Regions from separate parts of the Homo sapiens genome. Here region 2 is linked to region 1. The links are chromatin loops, found by intact Hi-C in ENCODE. Cell type or tissue: heart right ventricle. All regions are shown on one strand.

Evidence for each region. Hi-C counts contacts between places; a loop is a spot of excess contacts. Peaks named below come from ENCODE experiments on the same cell type or tissue, not always from the same donor. Only the 100,000 strongest peaks of a DNase experiment are listed, where the experiment ranks them.
Region 2: it touches region 1 in a loop (5-fold over the local background); 33 of 110 quality-filtered maps call a loop at or near these places.

What each region holds. Positions count from the first base shown.
Region 1 is chr10:31,866,139-31,868,638 of GRCh38, forward strand. All of the region lies in intron 3 of ARHGAP12 (Rho GTPase activating protein 12), which reads right to left. Among named protein-coding and RNA genes, the nearest start is that of ARHGAP12, 61 kb to the right of the region's middle. In heart right ventricle, no CTCF peak of the experiment used is centred here; no DNase peak of the experiment used is centred here; H3K27ac peaks cover 821 bases.
Region 2 is chr10:32,215,965-32,218,464 of GRCh38, forward strand. No RefSeq gene overlaps it. Among named protein-coding and RNA genes, the nearest start is that of EPC1, 130 kb to the right of the region's middle. In heart right ventricle, no CTCF peak of the experiment used is centred here; no DNase peak of the experiment used is centred here.

The sequences.
Region 1 (2,500 bases):
GAAAGTTAGAAGTAGAAGGTCTACCAGGAAAGAATAGCATTTGAAAGTCAAGAAGGAAAATTTCAAAAGAAGGGAAACTAGACAGTATCAAATTCAAAGACTTCAATACAGGGACTCTGAAAGAATCACTCAATTCAGCAATTAAGAAGTTTTTAAAGACTTCAGCTACCAGCCATGAGGATCTGAAACTACTTTCCTGCCATAAACTAGAAAAGCGAGTAAAATACAGAAAACAAGTATTGTGAGGCATTGTACAACAATCAGCTGCAGACTGTAATCTTTGAGAGAAACAAACAAGGTGAATCCTACCACTCCCAAGCTTTGTGCCGGAAGTGGTTTGCAGGAATCAGCCCAGCAAGGGGAAATCCAGAGTCTAGCAATCTCGGTGAGTGAACAGGACAAACACTGGGAATAATACAAGAAATGGAAATAATTATAAACACCATACAATGAGAAGAGAAAAAGTTGAAGGAAATGCTCCCTTTTTTTTTTGGTCTCAAGAGTTTCGCTCTTGTTGCCCAGGCTGGAGTGTAATGGCACAATCTCGGATCACCACAACCTCTGCCTCCCTGTTTCAAGCGATTCTCCTGCCTCAGCCTCCTGAGTAGCTGGGATTATAGGCGTGAGCCACCATGCCCGGCTAATTTTATATTTTTTTAGTAGAGACAGGATTTCTCCATGTTGGGTCAGGCTGGTCTCAAACTCCTGACCTCAGGTGATCCACCCGCCTCGGCCTCCCAAAATGCTGGGATTAACAGGCGTGAGCCACCGTGCCCAGTCCCTAATTTTTAAAAATCAGGGAATCTAAAGTTGGATGGCATTCTTCAAAACCGATAAACCAAGAAACAGGTGGAATTATGTTTGAAATCTAGAGACTTAACAGTAATTCTAAGTAGAAGCACAGATAATTAGGTTTATTGACAATGAAAGGTAAAAAGTTAGTTTCTAGTAGAAATAAGAACCTTGTTTTCTTTTTTTTGTTTTTTTTTTTTTTGAGACGGAGTCTTGCCCTGTCACCCAGGTTGGAGTGCAATGGTGTGATTTCAGCTCACTGCAGCCTCCACCTCCTGAAGAACCTTGTTTTCTTAATGAATTAGTTCCATACTTAAAATCAGCTTAAATCCTCAATTTTCAAAGTGTATGAGAAAAGAATAGACGAGGACTCCGTATTTGTGAAATACTCTGATCTCTGGCAAAAAGAAAGTGCACATGTTTATTATTGCCTAAACCACTGAAAAATTCAAGGGAATTAACACTGATTGATTACCAACAATTTTCCTCAAGCTTGAAAATATAGGTTCTTGGCATAAAAAATACTTAGCATAAAATACCAAACTAATTTTTACATATGCACAAAATATATATTTAATTACAACAAGGGATGGTTAAGTAATAATGCACTGTCTTTTCTAGCGAACCAAAAATATGTTTTTTTAACAAATACACTCAATGCTGGTGAAGGTGGGATGTAACAACTCTAGTTTACTGCTGGTAACTTTAATCAGCAGAACCTTTTTGGAAAAGTTTGGCAGTATGTTTCAAGAGTTTTAAAAAAATATTTTTAGACCCTTGAACAAACGGAAGAAAATTCCTAAAGACACAAAAATCCCTAACAAAGATGTTCATTCCAGTGTTATTTATAAGAAATAAATCAGAAACAACCTAAACATTTAACAACAGAAAAATGGTTAAGCAAATCATGACTCAACAGATGAGGCAATACTAATACTAGCAGTGAAAATGCTATGAATGATTTCTGATTTAAAAAAAAAAAAATCTGGCCAGGCACAGTGGCTTACACCTGTAATCCCAGCACTTTAGTAGGAGGCCGAGGGCAGATCATCTGAGGTCAGGAGTTCAAGACCAGCCTGGCCAACATGGCGAAACCCCATCTCTACTAAAAATACAAAAATTAGCTGGGCGTGGTGGTGCACACGTAATCCCAGCTACTTGGGAGGCTGAGACAGGAGAATCACTTGAACCCTGGGGGCGGAGGATGCAATAAGCCAAGATGGCGCCAGTGCACTCCAGCCTGGGTGACAGAGCAAGACTCCATCTAAAAAAAAAAAATCTGCATGATCTGCCATCAGCAGGTCCAGGAAAAAAAAAAGTATAAGGGCAACTAAGAAAAGCAGAAAATAAAACAATACAATGAAATTCCAATTAAATTTTAAAGCATAAAGAAAAACTAAAACATTATCAGTTTTCTCTGGATATTAGTATTATATATGTTTTTTTCTATGTGATTTCCCAATTTTATTATAATGAGAATGATCACCTTTAGAGTTTGAGGGGACAAGGATGTGGGGCAGGATAGGCCCTTGTCTAGTCCACCAGACTTACAAAAGTGACAATAGTATTGACCCTATAGAAACTAGTGTTTTTTCACAGGAAGTCAATGGGTCATCAGAATCATCTGAGGTTGCTTATTAAAATTCTTGGGCCACATTCCAGAGTTACTGGGGGTGGCAAGTGGTGATAGTGGCTGGGGGTTAGTCAA
Region 2 (2,500 bases), 350 kb after region 1:
GTGGAGTCACCCTGCACTTAGAATTCTCCAGGTCTGAATTCTCGCTCTGCCACTTCCTAGCTATCCAGCTTTAGACTCATTTATAAAGCTCTTTGTGCCTTGATTTCCTCAACAACAACAACAACAACAAAAGAGAGTAATAATAATAATTGCCTTACAATATTGTTAAGAAGATTGAGGTCATATGTGCACAGCTTTTAGCTCATACCTGGCTGATAGTAAGTACTCAATAAATGGTTTTTTTGTTTTGTTTTATTTATTTTTGAGACAGGGTCTTGCTCTGCTGTCCAGGCTGGAGTGCAGTGGCGTGATCACAGCTCACTGCAACCTCAAACTCCTGGGCTCAAGTGATCCTCTCACCTCAACCTCCCAAGTAGCTGAAACTAAAGGCACACACCACCACATCTGACTAATTTTTTAAATTAATTTATTTATTTTTGAGATGGAGTCTCACTCTTGTCGCCTAGGCTGGAGTGCAATGACACGATCTTGGCTCACTCCAATCTCTGCCTTCCAGGTTCAAGCAATTCTCCTTCCTCAACTTCCCAAATAGCTGGGATTACAGGTGCCCACCATTACGCCCAGCTAATTTTTGTATTTTTAGTAGAGACAGGGTTTCACCATGTTGGCCAGGCTGGTCTTGAACTCCTGACCTCAGGTGATCCAGCCACCTTGGCCTCCCAAAGTGCTGGGATTACAGACCTGAGCCACTGCACCCAGCCATTTCTTTATTTTTTATATTAACAAGGTCTTGCTATGTTGCTCAGGCTGGTCTCAAACTCATGGCCTCAAGCAATCCTCCTGCCTCAGCCTCCCAAAGTGCTAGGATTATAGGTGTGAGCCAGTGTGCCTGGCCAGTAAATGTTATTATTAAGGATTAACTGTTAAATTAAGTAAGAGCAAAGAAGTAAGAAGTTCTGCAGAGGATGGGAGAGTTGTGTGTCTTCGGTGACTGCCCCTGAAGGTTTGTCTTGAGTATTTGGTGTAGTAGATCTGCGTAGACTTGCAAGACACCAAGTTGTCAAAACCACTTTCTGACAGAGAAAATTTTATCCATGATCCTTTTTGTGCACCTTATTGCTATTTCCATCACCAGTGAATTTTTACTTTACAATGCTCATTTAGCAAACATTCCTTATTTTGTTTTATGCATTTCACTTAAGAAAAGAATTGGCCATATGTTCCAAGAAAGAAAAAAAAACCAAAAACCTGTTTTGTACTCCATATGCAAAGCTGCTGTCATAGTCACTGGTTTTGCCAGTGTTTATTGTGTATTATGTTTTGCTTCAATTGACATAATTTCATGCTGCATTAGCCAGATAAGAAGGATTTATGGTGAATGATATCAAACAGTTTCAATCAGCAAAGATGCCAGGTGTGTGGTGGTGGAAAATTGTAATGGGAAGATTCTAACCTTGTTCATAGAGCACGCTAGTTACCCAAAACATTATTTTAACATCTGTTCAAGTCACACTCATTAGCAGGCATTTGCAGTATTGTGAATGAAATACTGATTTCCAAAGACAAGGCATTCAACAGTTGCCTGATTTGGAAACCAAATGGTTCCTGTCAATTTGCATGATAGTGTCAGTATGGCTGCAAAGGATGCTGTTCTGGTTTGACTGAAAGAGTGGAACCTACTGCAGGATATCTAGAAATCTGGTAGGTTTGGGGGTCTCCCCCTTCTCTCCACATCCCATTCATCGCCAAGTCCAGCAAACTCTTCTACCTGGCCATTCCTTCTCTCTCGCATCTTCTCTGTAGGTCCTGCCCGGGTTTAGGTCTGCATGGCTCTCACGCCATCGTCCCTGCCTCTAACATTTTCTACTCCAATGGTCTCTTCACATTGCTCCTGCTTGAATAATTTTTTTTCCAACATACAAATCTGATTACAGGTTGAGGATCCCTAATATAAAAATCTGAAATCTGAAATGCTCTAAAATCAGAATCTTTCTGAGTGTCGACATGACACCAAAAGTAGAAAATTCCACACATAAGTACTTAACACAAACTTGGTTTCATGCACAAAATTATTTACAATATTGCATAAATTACCTTCAAACTCTGCATATAAGGTGTATATAAAATGTTAATGAATAATGTTAATGTATAAATCGTATGGATGTATGAATTGTATAAAATGTATGAATAATGTATAAAATTACCTTCAGACTCTGTTTCGTTAAAACATTAATTAGTTTCATGTTTAGCCGTGGGTCCTAACCCCAAGATATCTCATTAAGTACATGTAAATATTTCAAAATCTGAAAAAATCCGAAATCTGAAGCACTGCTCATCCCAAGCATTTTGAATAAGAGACACTCAACCTGTATTTTACTTCCCACAACAAAGTTACTCAGTGACTCCCTGCTAACCACATGATACAATCTAAACTTCTGGGGTTGGCACACAAAGGCCTTCAGGGTTGCCCCTGCCGTCCTGTGAAGCCTTGCAGGCCCATGTTCCCTTCCACAAGCTTCACCCTCCATATTAGGGAACT